3 separate regions of the Homo sapiens genome follow, and regions 2 and 3 are each linked to region 1. Evidence: chromatin loops called from intact Hi-C (ENCODE). Cell type or tissue: GM12878. All regions are shown on one strand.

Region 1 (8,000 bases):
ATGTATGGAGGTGCGGACCCTGCAGTCAGTTTGCGAGTGTGGAGGACCCGAGACATCCTGTAAAGGCAACTTGGTCTCCCTCCCACTCACCTGCCAACATTGCTGCAATACACATGGTTTATCTGAAATTCCAAGGCCAGAGTGCACATCAGCTCACATGACTGGCAACTCTAAATAGAGAGCCCTAATGGACTGAGGCAGGAAACGTCTAAAAGCTCAATCTGCTGTATGTCATGACCCCTTAGGTTGGGTTTATGCCACATCGGTCATTTTGAAGTAGGTGTTTGATGCCAGCTCAGAGACTGTCTCAGGAGTGCCTCCCTGGCCTGGGTAGCTACCCTGGAGGTCATCTCCCTGTTCTCTGTTGGATAAAGGAACCTCCCCCATCTGTGACATTCCCTTGGGCCCAGGCTTATGACCTGCACCTTTTCTGACACCTGCCCCCAAAGCACAGGATGTGAATTGGTCTCTCTCCAGATACCCCACGAGGAAGCACCTTGGACATTCTGCACATGATAATAATGCAACAGTCCCCCATTGCTGAGAGATACTAACCCGTGAGAAACAAGTATGCTCTCAGCTGGTATTGAACTGGTGGGAGAAACTGCCTCCTACTTTTATAATACTGAATTATTCACAAAAAACCTGGTCTGCTCTCCAAAATGAGAGCATGTTCCTGGGAGCCACATGGGGACCATCCCCAGCTGCCTGCTCCTGGTACCTCCCCCATGATCATGCACAGACCGTAGAGTCGAGTCATCTCGCAGATCCAGACCATCTCCTCTCATTCTCACTCTAAAAATGCTGGTGGCCCGCACATGACAGCAACTCCCCGAAGCCTTCCCTTTGGAATCCCATAGAATGTTCTGCAATGATTGGGTCCATCTTGCTGCTCAGAAGAATCCCGTCCTGCTCTCTAGTGTGGTGGGATGAACTTCAGGCAACAAACAACTGGCAGGGTTCCCAGTTCCTGGAGTTATGGAGCAGAAACACCCAGGCCTAGCAGAATTGTGGCTGAAACCTGGTGCCCAAATTCCACACCCTGGAAATGTGTCAACTGCCTGTCAGCCTGGATTCAATTCTGAGGGCTAAGCCACGACCTTATCCATGAGTGGCGAAGACACCCCTGAGGAAAGGATTGCTTGCACCTCACATCTGTCTTCTTCTAAGATTACTCGGAGATTTTCAAACAACATCTGAGAACAGAAGCCCCCTCCCCTACTCAGAGAGGAACGAGGGTGGCCCACCTCTCAAGGGCCTTGGATTCCTGGGACCACCCTTTGCTGGGAGGAAGAATCCACACCGAATCCTTCTGTCTTCATGGCCTGCTGTGCTGAAACAGAACAGCAGGTTCCATCTTTCACATCTTTTTTTCTCCCCCAGATGAAAGACGACTCAGGAACGGTAGGGCTGGGCAGAGGTGTCTCTCCTTGAGAGACAACAAAAGCTTCTAAGGGAGGGAGCTTAAAGGCTGCTAGAAACCTAGCCCAACCATCCACTCCTGATCTGAGACAGAACCTTCTCCGCCACTCTTCCTGCAATCAGTGTGAAATTCCAGCTTCTTTGATTCCCACTTAGCAGTATGCTCCAATCACGTTGCTGGCAAGGCATTTTAGAGTTTGGAGCTGAGGTTCAAAGCCCCCTGCATTTCTCTACTGGCAGGCCCTGGTGAAGGAAGACACTTTCAGGGAAGAGGCTCTTACAGTCTATGGTGGTAGCCATCTTCACATCCAGTCACCAGTTGCATCTAGGGAGCTGCTGGCTATAAAAGGGATCATCCAGTGGAGTTGTAAACAAGGGAACCATCTTGCAAGATCTAGGAAGAGGAAGGGGAGGGATGTGGACTGGGTCTGATCACAGCCCTTGGCCCTGCTTCATACTTTGGAGCTTATTAAGATCAATTTTGATAACCATGTAATTTCTTAGAACCATGGCAGGTAGTATTGTGCTTTAAAAACCAGAGGCTCCTGAAAGTCGTTTACACCAGGTGGATTGATACCATGGCTGTAGCTGATGCAACTAACAAGTACTGGGGCCAGTGATCACAATCCAGGTTGGAAACAGGAGTGAAGCCCACCAGCCTGCCTGGTTGATGGACAGCAGGCTCTGCCTTCTGGAGGCGGCTTATATCCCAACAGCCTGAGGCAGGGCTCTGTGGCCCAGGCCGGCAGTGGCTGCCTCTCTTGGTTCTGCATGGTACATTTTGCCAACCCTGAGGACCAGTTCTTGGGGTTCCAGGCCTCGGCCTTCCTGCTCCACGTGCTCAAGCCCCCACAGGGGGCTGCGACACCATCTGGCTCCTCACAGGGAGGTCCAGCCATGTTCTCTGGGCTCCCAGTGAGCCCCCTCCCCTCCGGCTACCCCCAGAATCCATCCTTCATTCCTCCACCAAGCTCCTGTGTGAGCTGCAGCACCCACACGGGGGAAGCCCTGCACTCCAGCAGCATCTTCCAGCCTTGGCACAGAACTGATGGCAAAGGAAGGGCTGGGTTTTCAGCTTCTGGGACCCGAGGAAGACCCCACCTCACTCCTCCTTCCCCAGTACATCAGACTGGTTAGGAGGCATCCCAGAAGGGGCAGCCTCATGCCCAGGTTTCAGCCCTAAAGGTAATGATTGTCTTGACTCTGCCTTGGCATTTCGCTCGGAATCACGGCAGACTTGGAGTGTTTCTTCAAGGCAGGCATCTGCTTATGAGCAAGGTCAAAGATTTTTCAAAATATTGTGCATTAATTCATTAAAGCTACTGTTAAATATTTGCTGTTTTTAGATTGGCGTCCGTGCTAATTCTGCAGTTGTAGCACTGTATATTTTATCTCATTTCTGTGCCAAGAAAGTTCATCTTTATGTTTTTCTAATACACAATCTTGATCTTGTTTCCAAAATAAAGCTTCAGCTCCTTGGTCAATAGAAGTAAGGGTGTAGCCATCCAGGGTCTCCCGGCTCTAGGCAGACCGGATCCCGCAGTTCATCCCATGGTTGTTGAAATGTACCTCGATCAGTCATCTCTGGTATTCCTCACTCTAGCCATGAGCCATTGCCATCTTATGGGCCCGATTTGGGTACTCTGAATTATGTCATGGAGTAGACAGTTACTTCTAAATCCCAGCAACCAAGTTGCGTATCCTTCCTTATAGCTAGTTTCTATAGAGAAGTGAAAAAGAAATCTGGCTTCCTTAATAAGATAGTTGAGCCTATGACATTAAGGAGCAGCGCTGCTGGCGGAAGATTCTAGATTCACTGGTGGTTTAAGAGGCCCAGGGATTTAGTTCTTACTGGTGCGTAAGTGTTTTCCCATCCTAACCGGAAAACCACTCACCCAGGCTTCCCCCACTTCCCCTCAAATTTTCTCAGCTCTGCCGCTGGTCTCCATGAACGGCAAGGGGAACCACCACTCATTCACTGTCAGTGTAGGTAAGACAGAGGATGCCCTTGCAAAAATTGGGACTGAGGACAGTAGCACACGGAATGGTGGATCGTACATTTGCACCCAGAGCTACTAAACGCTCAGTGACCCCAGAGACCATTAATTTCCCGGAGTGAAGGGGATGGGGGTAGAGCTAATTGGAATTTTTATTATCCAGGACTCATCCTAAGAAGAATGTTGGCCTCTCTTCATCCCTGGCTTAGCCGTCAGGTAGAACGCTTACTCACCTGACACCGACTTCTTAGAGAAGCGAGTCTTTTTTGAATGGAGGAGCGATGGTAACCCCACTAGGGGGCGCCCATGATCGGCTCCCAGTGCACCCCCTTAAGGGTAAGCAGGCCACATATCTAGAGTCTGATAGTCTGTGTGTACATAAGGTCTAGAAGTCTGTGGAAACGCCCTGAAACCTGTAGTATTATCTTAACTACCCTCTTATGTTAAGGTTTACATAATAGGATTTTTAAACAAATGTGTTTAATTTTTTAAGATCTCTTGTATTAAAATTTTCTTTTGGAATAAGCTGTGGAAATTTTGTTACAACCTGGTTGAGATCAACCTCTTTACAATGACACAAATTGTGACATTTTATAAATTAGATACTTCAGTGGATGGTCTCTGTCTCAGTTCTTTTTCAACAACTGGAGATTGAGGTGAACTTAATACACGTGGATCAACTGAATTGAAATGGAGCAGAATCTCATTTTGAGTTAATTAGGCAGATTTGGATAAACTGGCAATGCAGCATTAAAATTTCATACAGAAAACACTCCTCATTACAGGTACCTATGTATTCACTTCTAGAAGAAACAATTATTAGGCGGCTACTGTATACCAGGTGCTTGGCATACAGCAGTAAGACAGGTAAGGTGTACTGTTGGAGTCGCACTGGACATGAAGCAGACAGATTTTTAAGAAGTCAACCATCCGGATAATTTCAGACCACAGTAAATATTGCAAGAGTGACAGGAATTAGAAATTCTTGGTCCCAACCAAGAATCTACGTTCAACAGCCTAGGCACTGCTGTCATTGGGGACTGGATGATTCTGTTGTGGGGGGCCGTCCCGTACATTGTAGGATGCCTCCACCTGTTAGAGGCCAGGGGCACCCCTTTAGTTGTAACAGACAGATGTCCAGACATGGCCAGAGGTCCCCTGGGGGGAGGGGGGCCAGTGGAGAGCCATGGGGCTAAGGCCAAGGGGTCCTCTTGGCTAAAGTGGCTTTTTTTTTTGGAGACAGTTTTTTACTCTTGTTGCCCAGGCTGGAGTGCAAAGGTGCCATCTCCGCTCACCACAACCTCCGCCTCCCGGGTTCAAGCAATTCTCCTGCCTCAAGCCTCCTGCGTAGCTGGGATTACATGCATGGGCCAGCACTCCTGGCTAAAGTTTTATGTTTTAGTAGAGACAGGGTTTTTCCATGTTGGTCAGGCTTGTCTCGAACTCAGACCTCAAGTGATCCACCCACCTCAGCTTCCAAAAGTGCTGGGATTACATGTGTGAGCCACCACACCTGGCTGGCTAAAGTGACTTTTAAGCTGAGACCTAAAGGATGAAAAGAAACTCTGCACTGCCCCCACACCTCCCAAATAATTTACACTGGCTTAAGTACTCAGACCCTGCAACAAAATAGGCAACATTTTTAACCCAGTTATGGTAACAGAGAAAAGAAAGGCTCCTGGGATGAGAATCCAGGCATAAAGTCAGTTCCCACCAGGGCCGCATGAAGGGCATTGTTGCAGGTGGCTCTTAAAGCCCGGCTGCGCAAAGGCTGCTGTGGGCTGTCACAGATGGAGGCGATGCGTAACCATTTCTGTCTGGGGGTGGGGGTGATGTGGGCACTATGCCAGGCACCCCACAGCTGCGTTGCCATGGGCATTAAGTCAGGAGGCCGCACTTAGGGGAATGCAGAGGGACGTCAAGGCAGTCTTCAGGCTGCTGCTCCTGTCCTGCACCATCCTAAGTGACCCTCCCAATGCCACCTCCATCAGCGCTGTCCAGCAGAAATACCATGTGAGCCATGTATGCCATTTAAAATTTTCAGCCAGGTGCAATGGCTCAGGCCTGTAATCCCAGCACTTTGGGAGGCCGAAACAGGAGGACAGCTTGAGGCCAGGTATTCAAGACCAGCCTGGGCAGCATAGCAAAACCCTGTCTCTAACAAGGTTTTTTTGTTTTTTTTGTTTTTGTTTTTATTTTTTTTATTTTTTTTTTTTTTTTTGAGACGGAGTCTTGCTCTGTCGCCCAGGCTGGAGTACAGTGGCACCAATCTCAGCTCACTGCAACCTCTGCCTTCTGGGTTCACGCCATTCTCCTGCCTCAGCCTCCCAGGTAGCTGGGACCTACAGGCAAATGCCTCCATGCCTGGCTAATTTTTTTTTTTTTTTTTAAAGTAGAGATGGGGTTTCACCATGTTAGCCAGGATGGTCTGGATTTCCTAAACCTCGTGATCCACCCATCTCGGCCTCGCAAAGTGCTGGGATTACAGCAGTGAGCCACCGTGCCCGGCCCAGTTTTTTTTTTTTTTTTTTTTTTTTTTTTAATTAGCCACATATGGTAGCATGCTCCTGTCTTCCCAGCTACTCAGGAGGCCAGGACAGGTAGATCGCTTGAGCCCAGGAGTTCAAGTCTGCAGTGAGCAGTGATCATAGCACTACATTCCAGCCTGGGCAACAGAGTGAGATCCTGTTTCACAAAAACAAATTCTAGTAGCCCCATTAAAAATATTTTTAAAACGCAGGTGATAATTGTAATAGTTTATTTCATTTAACCCAATACATCCAAGACATTGCCATTTCAACACGCAATCCTTTTGAATCTTACTGATTTATTTTCCATTTTTGGGTACTAAGTCTGCCAAACTGGTGTGTTATTTTATGCACTGCACAGCTCTGCTCAGACGAACTGCATCTCAAGGACTCAGTGTCCTGTATGACTGGTGTCTTCCCGTATTGGGCAACAGAGCTCTGTGGACCCAACTCCCAAACCTATGTCAGCCTCATCTCTGACTGCCTAACCAACACTCCATTTGCATCACTTCATGAGCATCTCAAACCAAACTAAAAGGCATCTTTTGTTTTCTGCCCCAAAAGTGCTCCTACCCGTGACTCCCCAGCTCAGGAAGTAGAGGTTCCATCTCAGCAGCTGTGGAGGCCACCAGTCCTTGCCTCTTCCTGTCCCCTACCTCGTAATTGACCAGGTTCCTATTTATTCACTTCCTTAAGAAACAAGCACCTACTGTATACCAGTTGCCGGGCACACGGCAGTGAGCAAGACAGGTAAGGTGCACTACTGCCCTTGGTTCCACCCCTGAAATAGATCTAGATCCGACTGCTTCCAGCACCCTCCACGCCTCACCACCACCATGGTCAAAGCTGCCATTGCCTCTCATGATGTGGGTGCCACACTGTCCTCCCCAGTCACCCCCCGTGCCATCACACTGCCATTCAGGCTCCTCTCCACGCAGCAACCACTGCGACCTTTAACATTGGTTTGGATCAGTCACTCGACCACAATCCTCCGTAGGACTCCTGCCCTGCTCTGCTCCTGGTGACCTCTGCCGTGGCAGACAGTGCTTTAAAAAGTATTGGCTGGGTGCAGTGGCTCACACCTGCAATCCCAACACTTTTAGAGGCCAAGATGGGTTGGATCAGTTGAGCCCAGGAATTTTGACCAGCCTAGTCAACACAGTAACAATTCCATCTCTACAAAAAAACACAACCACATGTACACACACACACACACACACACACACACACACACACGCCAGGTGTGGTTGCATATGCCTGTGTCTCAGCTCCTCAGGAGACAGATGGGAGGATCGCTTGAGCCTAGGAGGCAGAGGCTGCCATGAGCTGTGATCACACCACTGTATTCTAGCCTGAGCAACAAAGCAAGCCCGTCTCAAAACAAAACCGAACCCTAAAATCTGCTATGAAGGGGCAGGGATGTGGGGGGCTGTCATAGAAACTTGCCCTGAGAGTGGCCTCAAAGCCTGCGCTAATGCCCCACCATCTATAGCTGAGGATTCTGAGGATTCTTTCCGACATGCATGTAAGTGATGGGTAATTGAGGCATCATTGTGTGTGAAGCGGGACCTCTGAGAACCTTGATGACTGACTGACAGGCCGAGGCAGCCTGGATTCTCCACACGGAGTGTTCCTCCTAGAGTCTGCATACATCTGTGACATGCCATCTGTGACAGACCCAACAATGGCCCCAAAGACACCCACACCCAAATCCCCGAAACCTGTGAATGTATGACCTTACAAGGGGCAGGGGGTTGAACAGTGTCCCCCAAAACTCATGCCTGCCTAGAACCTGAGTGTGGCCTTACTTGGACACAGAGGGTCTTTGCAAATGTCATCAAGATGAGGTCACACTGTATTTGAGTGAGTGCCAATCCAGTGACTGGTGTCCCTGCCAGGAGGGGGAAATCTGGACAGAGGGAAAACAGCTTGTGAAGACAGGCAGGGACTGGCGTGTGGCAGCTACAACCCAAGGTGCGTCCAGGAGTGCCGGCAACCATGACAGGCCAGGAGAGGGGCACGGGGCACCCGCCCTCAGAGGCCCCAGGAGGAG
Region 2 (8,000 bases), 250 kb after region 1:
TTTACAATGAATAACAACAACAGAATTTTACATACTTCAACCCCCACCTCTTGCCTTGCTGTTTGTCATATATTCTTGCAAAGTAACTGTAGTCTGTTCTGGCCCTCTCAGGATGACATTTTTGTCACTGGGGGCCAGGGCAAAATTGAAAGCCACCAGTTTTGTCGGAAAACACTGTTGATACATGCAACCCTTTCTGCGTTTCATTTTCTTTCTCTATCTTCCCCCTGCTGGGCACTGTTTGATTGAAACCAAATCCTGTGTTTGCTAACATCATAACTGTGCTTTGTTTCCTAAGAGAAGGAACACATGTCTGAATCTGTCAGCTCTTACTGGTTTTTATCTTCCCAAAGCACTAGCTTGGTTTTTTATTGAGCATTTAATATTCTGGACTATAAGGTCTGTACGCAGAGGCACTCCAACAACAGGATTCTGGATTTTCTCTCTTGGGACTCTGAACATATTAGTCTCAATTAGTGGTTCTCAACCCGGGCTGCACATTAGAACCGCTTGGGGAGCTTTTGAAGCATATTCGTTCCAAGACTTCACCCTGGGAATTTCTGATTGGATGAGTTTTGGATGAGACCTCAGCATTGCTCTTTCAATGTCCCAGGTGATCCTAATATGAAGCTAGGGTGAAGAACTGCTTGTCCACACTCTAAAATAAGCCAACTGGCTGGGCGCAGTGGCTCATGCCTGTAATCCCAGCACTTTGGGAGGCCGAGGCGGGTGGATCACTTGAGGTCAGGAGTTCGAGATTAACCTGGACAATATGCTGAAGCCCTGTCTCTACTAAAAATACAAAAAAAAAAAAAAAAAAAAAAAATTAGCCAGGCGTGGTGGCGCATACCTGTAATCCCAGGTATTTGGGAGGCTAAAGCAGGAGACTCACTTGAACCTGGGAGGTGGAGCTTCCAGTAAGCTGAGATCATGCCACTGCACTCCAGCCTGGGTGATAGAGTAAGACTCTGTCTCAAAAAAAAAAAAAAAAAAAAAAAGAATAAAATAAAATAAGCCAAGCACCTGAGTCAAGTGAATGGCAAGTGAACAATACAGCCTATTGCTGCTGGTGTGAGGAGACAAATGCAATACACTGCTGAGTCACTGGGCACTGGGATACATACCTTTTCATACAGAGTCCTATTTAAGCTTCACCACAGTCTTGAAATTTTATGCATAGGATTGAATGATTGAAGAGTGTCTTCAGAAAATTCATGTCCATCTAGAACCTGTGAATTTGATCTTAATTGTAAGACAGGTCTTTGCAGATGTAATCAAGTTAATACTCATACTGGATTGGAGTGGGCCCTAAATCCAATGACTGATATCTTCTAAAAAAAATTTTTGGCCAGGCACGGTGGCTCATGCCTGTAATCCCAGCACTTTGGGAGGCTGAGGTGGGTAGATCACTTGAGGTCAGGAGACCAGCCTGGCCAACATGGTGAAATTCCTTCCTTACTAAAAATACAAAAATTAGCCAGGCGTGGTGGCAGGTGCTTGTAATCTCAGCTACTCAGGAGGCTGAGGCTGGAGAATTGCTTGAACCCAGGAGGAAGTGGTTGCAGTGAGCCGAGATTGCATCATTGCACTCCAGCCTGGGCAACAAGAGTGAAATTCCATCTTAAAAAAACAAACAACAACAAAAAAATTATAGAGTGTTCCTTCTCTTGTTTCCTAAGAAAAGGAACACATGTCTGAATCTGTCAAGTCTTGCTGGTTTTTATCTTCCCAAAGCACTAGCTTGTTTTTTTTTAGATTTTGTTTGTTTGTTTGAGATGGAGTCTTGCTCTGTCACTCAGGCTGGAGTGTAATCTCAATGGTGTAATCTCAGCTCGCTGCAACCTCTACCTCCTGGGTTCAAGCAGTTCTCCCTGCCTCAGCCTTCCGAGTAGCTGGGATTACAGGCACCTGCCACCATGCTTAGCTAATTTTCTTTCTTTTTTTTTTTTTTGTATTTTTAGTAGAGATGGGGTTTTGCCATTTTGGCCAGGCTGGTCTCAAACTCCAGACCTCAAGTGATCCACCCACCTCGGCCTCCCAAAGTGCTGGGATTACAGACGTGAGCCACCAGGCTTGGCCTAGCCTGTTTTTTTTTTTTTTTTTTTTTTAATTGAGGATATAATATTCTGGAGAAATAAGGTCTGTAGCTAGAGGCACTCCAACATCAGGATTCTGGATTTTCTCTCTTCAGACTCTGAGCATATTAGTCTCAATTAGTGGTTCTTAATCCTGGCTGCACATTACAATTTCCTGGGGAGCTTTTCAAGCATATTCGTCCTAAGACTTCACTCTGGGAGTTTCTGATTGGATGTCATGTTGCCCAGCTGGTCTTTAACTCCTCGGCTCAAGTGATCCTCTTGCCTAGGCCTCCCAAAGTGCTGGGATTACAGGCATGAGCCACCGTGCCTGGGCTGATGTCTTTTAAGAAGAGAAGAGGACACACAGAGAAAGCAATGTGAAGACAACCACAGAGATTAGAGTGTGTGGCTAGGATGCATCTATAAGACAAGGAATATCAAGGATAACAGAAAACACCAGAATCTAGGGCCCAGCATGACGGCTCACGCCTGTAATCCCAGCACTTTGGGAAGCTGTGGTGGGAGAATTGCAGCCTGGGCAACATAACGAGAACCTGTCTCTGCAATAAAATTTTAAAAATTACCTGAGTGTGATGGTGTGCACTTGTGGTCCTAGCTACTCAGGAGGCTGAGGCGGGAGAATTGCTTGAGCTTAGGAGGCAGAGGTAGCAGTGAGCTGAGATCACACCACTGCACTCTAGCCTAGACAACAGAGCAAGACCATTAAAAAAACAAAACTGGTTGGGCGTCGTGGCTCACACCTTTAATCGCAGCACTTTGGGAGGCTGAGGTGGGTGGATCACCTGAGGTCAGGAGTCCAAGACCAGGCTGACCAACATGGAAAAGCCCTGTCTCTACTAAAAATACAAAATTAGCTGGGCATGGTGGTACAAGCCTGTAGACCCAGCTACTTGAGAGGCTGAGGCAGGAGAATTGCTTGAACCGGGGAGGCAGAGGTTGCAATGAGCCGAGATTACACCACTGCAATCCAGCCTGGGCAACAAGAGTGAAACTCCCATCTCAAAAACAAAACAAAACAAAACAAAACAAAACACCAGAAACTAGGAAGAGGCAAGACAAGGAAGGATTCTCCCCTGGAGCCTTTAGAGGAAGTATGGCACCACCAATACCTTGATCACAGACTCCTGGCCTCCAGATATGAGAGTGAGTCTATTTCTGCTATCTTAAGTCACCCAGTTTGTGGTACTGTATAATGGCAGCCATGGGAAACTAATACAGATTGTTATTGTTGCCATTTGATGGATGAGAAATCTGAGGCAGCGTGAAGGATGCAAAGAAGTTAGACGTGGGTCCCACCACCAGGGCTGTGGGAAGGCATCACACGTAGATTGAGAGCTTGGAGGCCACAGAACTGGGTAGCATCTCAGCCCCACCACTGGCCATATAACCTTGAATAAGTCCCCTAGTCTTTCTCAACCACAGTGTCTTCATCTTCAAAATGAAATACTTCATAGAGTTTTGGGGGAAATGAAATAAGAAACTGCAGGAAAACACACATTGACCTGCACGTGGTTAGCTCTCAAAAATGGTACCTGGGCCAGGCACAGTGGCTCACGCCTGCAATCCCAGCACTTTGGGAGGTGGAGGCAGGCAGATCACTTGAGGTCAGGAGTTTGAGACCAGCCTGGCCAACATGGTGAAACCCTGTCTCAACAAAAAATACAAAAATTAGCCAGGCATGGTGGTGCGTTCCTGTAATCCCAGCTGCTGCTAGGGAGGCTGATGCAGGAGAATTGCTTGAACCCTGGAGAGGGAGGCTGCAGTGAGCTAAGATCGCGCCACTGCACTCCAACCTGGGCAACAGAGCGAGACTCTGTCTCATAAAAAAAGTAACTGTTATTATTATCAGCATTAAACATTAATTTACATCAATAATTAATTTATTAATTAAATTAATTTATATTAATTAAAATAAGTTAATTTATATTAAATGTTAAATACATTATTTAACCTGTATGAAATAGATGAAACTGGCCAGGATGCTTTCAAGAGGGGGAGGAATCAGAATTTACTTCTGATCTTGTGCTCTGCCTTCATCCCCTTAATGTGGCTCAATTGCGATCTTTGGTCAACAAAGTCAACTGGCGGAAAGGGAGGAGGGTCTTGCGCGCCCCCTGGAGGTGAGAGTGGGTAACAGACTGTGCGAGGAGGGAAGGGAAGAGAATACATCCCTGGGTGGTTAATGGGGCCAGATGGTGGAGAACCTTGAGTACTAGTGTATTAGTCCATTTTCATGCGGCTAATAAAGACATACCCAAGACTGGGTAATTTACAAAGGGAAGAGGTTTAATGGACTCACAGTTCCACATGGCTGGGGAGGCCTCACAATCATGGTGGAAGGCAAAGGAAGAGCAAAGGGATATCTTACGTGGTGGCGGGCAAGAGAGCGTGTGCGGGGGAACTCCCATTTATAAAACCATCAGATCTCATGAGACTTATTCACTACCACGAGAACACTATGGGGGAAACCGCCTCTATGATTCAATTATCTCCACCTCTCCCTGCCCTTGACACGTGGGGACTGTTCCAATTCAAAATGAGATTTGGGTGGGGACACAGCAAAACCGTATCAGCTAGGTAGAGGAGCTGTTTTAAGACAGACAAACCATGGTTGTGGTTGAAAGGAACTGAGCATGAGGAGAGCAACTGAGCCCTGAAGTGGCTAAATGTAAGGGTCTGGAAGTCGGAATGAAGAAGAAATGAAGGGAGGGATGCAATGAGAAAGACAGCAAGACAGAAATCACAGGCTTGGGTTTCTAGCCTGAGAAAATCGAGAAAAAATGATTCTGCTCTTAGAAATGGGATACTGGGAAAAGTCAATTTTATCTTAAAAAAAAGAAGAGAAAGAAAGAAAAAGAGTCTGGGCGCCATGGCTTATGCCTGTAGTCCTAGCATTTTGGGAGGCCAAAGCAGGTGGATCACCTGAGGTCAGGAGTTTGAGACCAGTCTGGCCAACATGGAGAAACCCCATTTCTACTAAAAATACAAAAATTAGCCGGGTGTGGTGGTGTGCGCCTATAATCCCAGCTACTCAGGAGGCTGAGGCAGGAGAATTGCTTGAACCTGGGAGGCGGAGGTTGCAATGAGCCAAGGTCACTCCACTGCACTCTAGCCTGGGTGACAGAGCAAGACTATGTATCAAAAAAATAATAATAAAATAAAATAAAATAAAGAAATAATGAAAAATATTTAGTTTTCTTTTTTTCCTTTCTTTTCTTCATTTTTTGAGACAGGGTATTGCTCTGTCATCCAGGCTGGAGTCCAGTGGCACAATGTCAGCTCACTGCAGCTTTGAACACCTGGGCTCAAGCAATTCTCCCACCTCAGCCTCCCAAGTAGCTGAGACTAAGGTGGGTGCCACCACACCTGCTAATTATTTTCCGTAGATACGAAGTCTTGTTATGTTGCCCAGGGTGATTTCAGACTCCTGGGCTCAAGCGATCTTTCCACCTTGGCTTCCCAAAGTGCTGGGATCACAGGCATGAGCCACTGCATCTGGCCCATGATTTAATTTTTGAACAAGCAGATTTTGAGGGATTTTGAAGTGAGAAAAGCCGAATTCTGGTTATGGCTCTGCCAAATGTGAACAATGAACCCATCACATAACCCTTCTGAGCCCAAGCCACTTGATCTTTAAAAAAAGAGGGCACTGGCTGGGCATGATGGCTCACACTGGTAATCCCAGCACATTGGGAGGTCAAGGTGGGTGGATCACTTGAGGTCAGTAGTTTGAGACCAAACTGCCCAACATAGTGAAAGCCCGTTTCTACTAAAAATACAAAAATTAGCTGGGTGTGGTGGCGCATGCCATTAGTCCCAGCTATTCGGGAGACTGAGGCATGAGAATCGCTTAAACCTGGGAGGTGGAGGTTGCAGTGAGCTGAGATTGCACCACTGCACTCCAGCCTGGGTGACAGAGTGAGACTCTATCTCAAAAAATAAAAATAAATAAATAATGGAGGCACTGCGTTAGATCAGAAGAGCAAATGGGTAGCAGATATGGTTTGTTTATTCTACACAGGGTTTTACATTTTAATTTTCTAGCAACATTTGACAATTGGGAGATGATACACAAAAGCTCAGACTTGTGCCTCCAGAAACTGGCAGAAGCTGATCCCTGTAGATAGGACATGTGGTCCCCTGTTTTTCCACAGCCCCCACCATGCCCTATTGTATTCCTGATGGTGAGGTCCAGTATCAGTTGCCATTTGCCACCTACACCCAGCCTGCTTTATATTTATGTTACCTTCCTGGCCCCCTGAGCCATTCAGTTTGAGGTCTCTGGATTAAACACTCTCTAAAGTTCCTTTCAGCTCAGTGTGTCTATAGTTCACCTCTATATCCACTGGAAATACAAGTCCAGTGAGAAATCAGAGCTAGTGGTGCAGATTTGGAAATTACATGAGTAGAGATGATAGTAAGATCTTTGTATGAGTCCATTTTCACACTACTATAAAGAGCTACCTGAGATTGGATAATTTTATGAAGAAAAGTGGTTTAATTGACTCATAGTTCTGCAGCCTGTGCAGGAGGAATGGTTGGGGAGGCCTCAGGGAACTTACAGTCATGGCGGAAGGCAAAGGGGAAGCCGGCACGTCTTCCCGTGGCAGAGCAGAAGAGCGAGAGGGTGAAGGGGAAAGTGCTACACACTTTTGAATAAACAGATCTCATGAGAACTCACTATCACAAGAATAGCAAGTGAGAAATCCGCCCCCATGATCCAATCACCTCCCACAAGGTCCCTCCTCCAACACTGGAAATCACAATTCGATGGGAGATTTGGGTGAGGACACAGAGCCAAACCATATAACCCTTGAGCTACATCATGGGTGTAAGTGTAAAAAAAAAAAAAAAAAGAAAAAAAAAGAAGAACAGAGAACTGAGGACAGAGAATATTCACCTATGGCTAAGGATGGTTAAGGTTAAGAACATGAGAAGGATGAAAGGACACAGAAAAGAAGAGTTTAGATGGAATCGTGCTAGGTAATGGAAACAAGAGAAGTCTCAAGGAGGCTGTATTAGTCCATTTTCATGCTGCTGATAAAGACATACCTGAAACTGGGCAATTTACAAAAGAAAGAGGTTTAATGTTTTTACAGTTCCACATGGCTGGGGAGGCCTTGCAATTATTGCAGAAGGTGAAAGCCATGTCTCACATGGCGGCAGACAAGAGAAGAATGAGGTAGCTTGTGCAGGGAAACTCCCATTTTTAAAACCATCAGATCTGGTGAAACTTATTCACTATCATGAGAACAGCATGGGAAAGACCCGCCTCCCGATTAGCTGGGATTACAGGCACTCACCACCACGTCTGGCTAATTTTTGTATTTTTAGAAGAGACAGGGTTTCACCATGTTGGCCAGGCTGATGTCAAACTCCTGACCTCAGGTGATCCACCTGCCTTGGCCTCCCAAAGTGTTGAGATTACAGGCAAGAGCCACTGCGCCCGGCCCTCAGCTGTGTTCCTGAGCAGTGCTGGCCACTGTCCCCAGTGCTGTGCTGTGACAACCCACCATCCAGTTGTAAACATCTCTATCACAATGTGCACAACAGCCGCAAGCACAACACAGTATGACATTCAGCCATGCAGTTCTTGACACAGATTATTAGAGCAAAAGACATTCAAAAACAAGAGAGCAAGGAGATTTGCTTTCCTGTTTTGTCCCTGCCTTATGAGAAGAAGCTGTTCTTTGGAAACAGTATGTCCTGGGTCAAGTCCATGTTAAAAATTACATGAAGCTAACACTGGCTCAAGGCTTTTAGAGTCCCAAGAACTGCAATCGTAGTGCCCCTTTCTTCGTAATGGAAATAATACCAAAATCAGGATGAGAAAGCCCAATAAAATTCTGATGTTTTTCTATCATTGGCACTTAGATGCTTATATTTTTGAAATATTGTATA
Region 3 (8,000 bases), 72 kb after region 1:
AGCTACATTTTGGACACCGTGTGGATCTCGGTGAACATTTACCTGTGGGGCCTGTCCAAATACCACTGAATGTTCACTTTGAAGGGAACTATTTGTGTAAGGCACACATTCTCACAGTGTGAGCTGGAAAACACTGATCACACTGATTTTTTTGTGTGTCACATGTTGTAGTAATGCATTTGTTGCTCAGACCGCCATGACACAACATCGTAGACTAAGTGGCTTACGCAGCAGATTTTTTTTTTCTTGCAGTTCTGGAGGCTGGAAGTCCAAGGTCAAGGTGCTGGCCAATTCACTTTCTGTGACTTAATCTCTTCCTGGCTTGCAGATGGCTGCTTTCTTGCTATGTCCTCTCCTGGACTTTCCTTGGTGCACGTGCAGACAAAGAGAGTGAGCAGACACTCTGGTGTCTCTGCTTTTTAAAAATCTTTTTAGACACAGAGTATTGCTCTGTTGCCCCGGCTGGAGCAGCAGATTGGTGCAATCTGTTGCACCAAGATTGTGATACAACCATAGTTCACTGCAGCCTCAACCTCCTGGGCTCAAGTGATCCTCCTGCCTCAAGCTCCAGAGTAGCTAGGACTACAGGTGCATGCCACCATGTCCAGTTAATTAATTTTTTTTCTTCTTTTGTAGAGATGAGATCTTGCTGTGCTGCCCAGACTGGTCTGGAACTTTTGGCCTCAAAAGATCCTCCTGCCTTGGCCTCCCAAAGTGCTTGGATTTCAGGCATGAGCCACCAAGCCCAACCTGGTGTCATCACTTCTCTCTCTTTTTTTTTTTTTTTGAGATGGAATCTTGCTGTTGCCCAGGCTGTAGTGCAGTGGCATGATCTCAGCTCACTGCAGCCTCCACCTCCTGGGTTCAAGCAATTCTCCTGCCTCAGCTTCCTGAGTAGCTTGGGATTACAGGCACCTGCTATCACACCTGGCTCATTTTTGTATTTTTAGTAGAGATGGGGTTTTGCCATGCTGGCCAGGCTGGTCTCAAACTCCTGACCTCTTGATCTGCCCACCTCAGCCTCCCAAAGTGCTTGGATTTCAGGTGTGAGCCACCAAGCCCAACCTGGTGTCTCTTCTTATAAGGACACAAATCCTATCAGATCAGGGCCCCACCCTTTTGACCTCAATTAATCTTAATTACTTTCTTAGAGGCTCCATCTCCAAATATAGCCACATTGGGGTTAGGGCTTTAATATATGAATTTGGGCTGGGGGGAACAAACAGTTCATCGCAAGTAGTCAGGACGAGTAATGGCAGCTGCAGTAATAAAACATCCCACCATATCAATGGCACACATTACAGTTCCATGCAAGTGTGTGGCAGTCAGCCTTCCACACGGTGCTTCGAGGGTTCAAGCTCTTTCCATCTGTGGCTCTGACTTCCTCATTCCCATGGGTCCACTCTACTCAGCTGGCAGACAGGGAAAGCGAGTGAAGCACTGTATGGGGTGTGTGTACGAGGCAGGCCTGGAAGAGGTGCCTGTCACTTCATCTCCTGTCCCACTTGCTAGAACTCTATCGTGTGGCTGCATTGAACTGCAAGGGAGACTGTCTATCGGGGTGTCTGGAATAAGGAAGTGGATTGAATGAACTGCTAGCCAATCTGTGCCACCATGGTGGAAAAGAGTTTGTGATGAAATCGACTTAGGAAAAGTTGTTTTTAAAACAGTTAGATGGGGGCTGGGTGTGGTGGCTTACACCTGTAATCCCAGCCCTTTAGAAGGCTGAGACGGCAGGATTGCTTGAGCCCAGGAGTTTGAGACCAGCCTGGGCAACATGGTGAAACCCCGTGTCTACAAGAAATACAAAAAAATAGCCAGGCAGGTGGCGGCGCACACCTGTAGTCCCAGCTACTTGGGAGGCTGAGGCAGGAGGACCCCTGAGCCCAGGATGTTGAGGCTTTGGTGAGCTGTGATCACGCCACTGCACTCTAGCCTGGGCAACAGAGTAAGACTGTCTCAAAAAACAAAAACAAAAAGACAAAACAAAACAAAACAACCCAGTCAGATGAATTACCTTACTGTGGAACATCTTAGGTCCTTTAGTGAACTACTGTGCATTGTGAATTGCTAAGACGGCAGGGAGTGAATGGTGTTTCTCATCCTGACTTAAAGACTAGCCCTGTTTTGCTCAAAGAGCTTCTTGTGGCAAAAATATCAGTGTAGAGCAATAGGTCCAAAACCAAGTGAAGAGGGATGAGTGTGGAGGGGGGGAATATGACCGGGTGTTGCAATGTGGATTTCGTGGGATGAGCAAATAAAGCTCAGGAAGTCAACATCAACACAGAAGAGGCAGCCTCACAGTGCAGCCCCGGTGCCCTGCCCTGACTGTGGAAGTCACCATCCTGGCCCCCAATGAGCTCATCGAAAGAGGGACGTTGTTCACGGGCACTGAGAGGTCAGATAAGTTCATTGCAGTTGAAGGCAATAAAGCAATTTGAAAACTTCAGTACGTCATCTCCTGTGGGTCAGAAGCTGTGCTTTTCTTGGCATCATCGTCAGCCTCAAGATGGGGGACAAACACTGGCATTGCTGAGAAATTTCTTGAGAGCTCCAGGGAGGCTCTCTGCATCAGCCTGGTCTGATGCACTGGCTGGATGGAAGTGCAGAAAACCGGTTCAAATGCAGAAAACCTCTTTTCTGACCACCTGGGTCCTTCGGAGCTGATGTGGGGTATACAGTGGAGTCCAGATTATGCAAGCTTAGGCAGGGCTGCCTCAAGTGCGGTGGGAAGGTAGATGCTGGAAACACTCAGAACTCTGCTCAAAGCCTGGCTCTGGCTTTGTTTCCTTACCTGTAAAGTGGGGACAATAGACCCTGCTCCAAATGAAAATATGAATACAGATAACAACAACAACAGTGATGATTAATTGAACACTTACTATGTACAAGGCACCGTGAACTATTTTACTTACATCATCTCTCATCCTTTCAGCAGTGGTTCTCAACCAGGGGTGAATTTGCCCCTCAGTGGACACTGGGCAATGTTTGGAAACATTTTTGGTTGTCACAACCAGGGGAGGGGTAGTGCTACTGGCATCCAGTGAATAGAGGCCAGGGTAAGATCCTACAGCTCATGGGACAGCCCCTAGAGCAAGGAATGATACAGCCCAAAGTGTTGACATTGCTGAGGTTGAGAAATCTGACTTCCAGGGATCCTTCAAGATTGTTCCACCCTTCCCCATTTTACAGATGAAGGAACTGAGGCTCAGACATTATCTAATTTGGAGAAGTCTAGACCTGAACCGACCCGATAGCCATTGTTTGCAATGCCTCTGCGAGCATGTGTGTGTGTGTATGTGTGTTTGTGTGTGTGTACATGCCATCCCCCTTCCTCTCACCATTCTTGTTTATTGACCTTGAGCAAACTCCTCTTCCTCTCATGGTTGTTCCAATCCGTGCTAATCATGAGAGTGTGCAACTCATGGTACTTTAAAATCAATAAGAAAGGCTTAGCTGGGGGTGGTGGCTCATGCCTGTAATCCCAGCACTTTGGGAGGCCGAGGTGGGTGGATCATTGAGGTCAGGACTTTGAGACCAACCTGGGCAACATGATGAAACCCCATCTCTACTAAAAATACAAAAATTAGCCAGGTGTGGTGGCACACACCTGTAATCCCAGCTTCTTAGAAAGCTGAGGCATGAGAATTACTTGAACCCAGGAGGCAGATGTTGTAGTGAGCCAAGATCGTGTCACTGCACTCCAGCCTGGGTGATAGAGTGAGATTCGGTCTCAAAAAAAAAACAACAACAAAAAAGTAAACTAGCTTTCCATTTCCTTTGATAATTTTAAACATTTACTTATTAGATAATTTTTTTGTAAAAAAGAGTCAATGTGTGGCCGGGTGCGGTGGCTCACACCTGTAATCCCAGCATTTTGGGAGGCCAAGGCAGGCGGATCACTTGAGGTCAGGAATCTGAGACCATCCTGGCCAACATGGTGAAAGCCCGTCTCTACTAAAAATACAAAAATTAGCTGGGTGTGGTGGCGCGTGCCTGTAATCCCAGCTACTCGGGAGGGTGGGGCACGAGAATCTCTTGAGCCTGAGAGGTGGAGGTTGTAGTGACCTGAGATTGCACCACTGCACTCCAGCCTGGCAACAGAGCGAGACTCTGTCTCAAAAATAAAAATAAATAAATAAATAAATAAATAAATAAATAAATAAAACAAGTCAATGTGGCAAAAAGTGTGAAGATGATATATTAAACATGACTGCCATTTGGGAAATATGGTTCTAGGGCTGTCCAGCTGGACTTTCTGCAATGATTGAAATGTTCTATTCTGTGCTATCCAATAGCCACATGTGGCTATTGAGTACTTGAAAGGTGGCTAGTGTAACTGAGGCACTGAATTTTAAAATTTTATTTTACTATATAAAGACAATGCAGATCTTGGGTGATAACCGTGATTGATAATGCATGCCTGGAATACTGTCTTTAGGAGGACTCAGCGGTCAGTAGTTCTGTGACAGATTATTAATGCCTGGTGTGGGTATGAGGGGGAATGTGATGGTGAGAGTGTCATTTATTGGCCATCCCTAGACTACGTTTTCTTAGAGGGTCCTTCTAGCTCTAACATTTCAGAATGATATATTCTTCCCTAAGCCTTCGGTAGAATTTAGTACCCAATTAATGATCTGTCTAACCCAGGATGTCATGGAACTATTTGTTTCTGATTTCTGTGTTTTTTAGAAAACCTCACACCATCTGCTTGTTTCCTGATAAACGTAGAGACTACTGATTAGAAGGCTTCACTTTAAAGTATTTACCCATATCTACATGCATTTGCCTGAAGCTAATTATTTCAGGCTGGTGAGATGTGAGTCACCATTTCCTTTTCTCAAGAAAGACACTAAAAAGTCACCTCTTTAGAGGCAGGGGATCATTACCAACGGAAAAGGAAGGACCCCATCTGTTTAATGTGTGGCTAAAAGTGGGGTGCTGGAAATAACCTTTCTCCACGTGACTACAGAGTTGGGACAGGCTGTCAACAGGCTTCGGCTATCTTGGAGAGAAAGTCCCAGATTCTGCCATGGAGAACAGAGGCAAGGCATGGCATGGAACGCTCCCTCCACCCACCGCCATAGAAGCTGAATGTCAAGCAGGTTGGCAGCTTTCCCCAGCCCTCCCCCAGTGTCCCTGCCAGGCACGGAAGGACGGGTCACAGGGCTGACCCTGGCTGGCATTTCAGACAGCTTTATAATTACACCATCTATTTTTCAACTTGCCACTGACCTTTTGGTCTTCTCATTTGTGAGCATGCGAGCATGTGTGTATGTGTGTGCGTTGGATGTGTCTTCTTTTATCTTTGCTTGATGCTCTCATCCTCATTTCCTTTTCTCTTCTCCTCTGGTCTTGTTTATCATTTAAACCACAGGTTGTTAGGGCCAAGTTGGTTTCTCTTTCCTTCTGCTTTATCCTATTATGGAATTATCTAGAATGAGCCCTGTCATCTCTCTGACCTCACTTTCCCATCTGTCAAATCAAAGGTTTTGATTGGATCATAAGAATTGGTAACATTGAATTTTTTTTTTTTTTTTTTTTTTTTTTGAGACAGAGTCTCACTCTGTCCCCCAGGCTGGAGTGCAGTGGCATGATCTTGGCTCACTGCAACCTCCGCCTCCCAGGTTCAACTAATTCTTCTGCCTTAGCCTCCCCAATAGCTGGGGACTACAGGTGCGTGCCACCACTCCTGGCTAATTTTTGTATTTTTAGTAGAGACGGGGTTTCACCACGTTGGCCAGGCTGGTTCGAACTCCTGACCTTGTGATCTGTCCGCCGCAGCCTCCCAAAGTGCTGGGATTACAGGCATAAACCACTGCACCCAGCCAACATAGAACTCTTGACTCTGCCCACCATATTGCTGTCACCTGCTGTCACTGCCTTAGTCCAAGTCCTCATCACCTGTCACCATTGGGACCAAGGTTCTATCACTCCAGAATGGTACCCCCACCCTTGGGCTCCCCTCCAATCTGTTCATGAACCTGAGCTAGAGGCATCTTTTGGAAATGCCCATTGGATCATGTCACTCCCCCATCGTCCTTGTACCCTCCAAGCCCAGCCTCCCTAACATGTCCTCTGAGGCGAATCATCAGGTCCACCATCTGCCCACCTCTCGTCCCCACTCTACGTCACTCTCCTGCACTCTCTACCCTCCAGCCCTCCTGGCCCTCAGTTCCTCAAGCATGTTAGTCTCCCTCTGGTAACAGACATTTCTGCCGGTGGTCCCCTATCCTAGAACAGCTGTTTTCTAACATGGTTGCATATTGGAATCGCCTTGGGAGCTTAAAAAAATCCTAATGCCCAGGCTTTACCCCAGACCATTTGGATCAGAGTCTTTGGAGGGGCAGTGTGGGCAACAGTATTTTTTTTTTTTTTGAAATGGAGTTTCGCTCTTGTTGCCCAGGCTGGAGTGCAATGGTGCAATCTCGACTCACCGCAACCTCCGCCTCCCGGGTTCAAGTGATTCTCCTGCCTCAGCCTCCCAAGTAGCTGGGATTACAGGCATGTGCCACCATACCCAGCTAGTTTTTGTATTTTTAGTAGAGACGGGGTTTCAGCATCTTGGCCAGGCTGGTCTTGAACTCCTGACCTCAGGTGATTCACCCACCTCAGCCTCCCAAAGTGCTGGGATTACAGGCGTGAGCCACCATGCCTGGCCAACAGTACTCTTTAAATTTCCCCAGATGACTCCAATGAGCAACCAAGGTTGTGAACCAATGGCCTAGGATGCCCTTTTTCCTTTCCTCCGCTCTCATCAACTCATCCCTTAGAGGCGATGTCAAAATTTCATCTCTGGTTTCCACCTACGTCTAAGTTGGACCCCTTGTTTTATGCTCTCACAGGACCATGGGCTGTATTTTGAGAGCACATAGCTCAGTTTGCAATGACATATGTGTTAGTGTGATGTTTGATTACTGTCTTTCTCCCTGACTGTGGGACCAGCCTCTAAGATGGCACCCAATGTTCTCCACCTCCTGCTGTTACACCCTGTAAGGTGTGATCCCTTCCCACATTGTACCAGCCTTGGTTTCTGTGACCAGTTGCATATGGCAGAGGTGATGGTATGTCACTCTCAAGATTAAGTTTTAAAACACGACGACTTCCATCTTGAGGATTCTCTCTCCCCTGGATCACTAACTTTGGGGGAAGCCAATCCCCATGTCATGGGGTCATGAGGACATTCAAGGCAGCCTATGAAGAGATGCAGGTAAGAAACAAAGACCTCTGGCCAGTAAGGAATTGCAGCCAGCCAAGAGCCAAGGGGGATCACCTGAGATCGGGGGTTCGAGACCAGCCCGACCAATATGATGAACCCCTGTCTCTACTAAATATACAAAAATTAGCTGGGTGTGGTGGCACATGCCTGTAATCCCAGCTACTTGGGAGGCTGAGACACGAGAATCACTTGAACCTGGGAGGCGGATGCTGTAGTCAGACGAGATTGTACCACTGCACTCCAGTCTGGGCGACAGAGTAAGACTCTGTCTCAAAAAAAAAAAACAAACAAAAAACATACTCCCTTGTCAAGCCTAAAACCCCCTCCCCAGCCTCTAGCTCTGGCTTATGGGAGTCAGTTGCAGAGGTAGAATGGACAAGAAATGGGACTTGAGATCAACATTGTGGAATGTTGTAGCAATCAGGCCTCTTTTGGTTTGCAAACAACAGAAAACTGACTGAAGCAAAGAAAGAAAGTTATTGGCAGCCAGGCACTGACTAGCTTCAGGTATGGCTAGACCCAGGGGTTCATTCTGGTCCCTTGCTTCTTTCTTCTTATTCTCTCTTCTCCCTGTTTCTCTTCCCTAGTTTCTTCTATGATGGCTACATTCCTTGGTAAGCTCTCTTCTAGGTGGGATCCCCCACCAGTTCCAAACATGCACCACCCCTTCCAGCGAACTCCAGTGGAAAGAGATCTTCTGCTAATACATCCAACGAGAAGCCTGGGATACACATCCTTGGTTTGACTTGGGTTCTGTGGCCCTCTGTGACACCCCTGGCAT

What was found. Peaks named below come from ENCODE experiments on the same cell type or tissue, not always from the same donor. Only the 100,000 strongest peaks of a DNase experiment are listed, where the experiment ranks them.
Region 2: it touches region 1 in a loop (3-fold over the local background); 47 of 110 quality-filtered maps call a loop at or near these places.
Region 3: a loop joins it to region 1, with 2.9 times the contacts of the local background. A loop is called at or near these places in 6 of 110 quality-filtered maps.

What each region holds. Positions count from the first base shown.
Region 1 is chr16:12,570,256-12,578,255 of GRCh38, forward strand. SNX29 (sorting nexin 29) reads left to right here. Exons shown (of 21, transcript NM_032167.5): 21 at 1-4,032. The region is part of intron 1 of SNX29-AS3 (SNX29 antisense RNA 3); the gene reads right to left. Among named protein-coding and RNA genes, the nearest start is that of SNX29-AS3, 37 kb to the right of the region's middle. In GM12878, a CTCF peak has its summit at 3,716 (motif pointing right); a DNase peak (open chromatin) is centred at 3,289; H3K27ac peaks cover 450 bases.
Region 2 is chr16:12,815,327-12,823,326 of GRCh38, forward strand. No RefSeq gene overlaps it. Among named protein-coding and RNA genes, the nearest start is that of CPPED1, 15 kb to the left of the region's middle. RefSeq lists silencers at 1,623-1,823, 4,209-4,288. In GM12878, a CTCF peak has its summit at 4,215 (motif pointing left); a DNase peak (open chromatin) is centred at 4,155.
Region 3 is chr16:12,641,815-12,649,814 of GRCh38, forward strand. No RefSeq gene overlaps it. Among named protein-coding and RNA genes, the nearest start is that of SNX29-AS3, 35 kb to the left of the region's middle. In GM12878, no CTCF peak of the experiment used is centred here; DNase peaks (open chromatin) are centred at 2,423, 4,887 and 5,267; H3K27ac peaks cover 285 bases.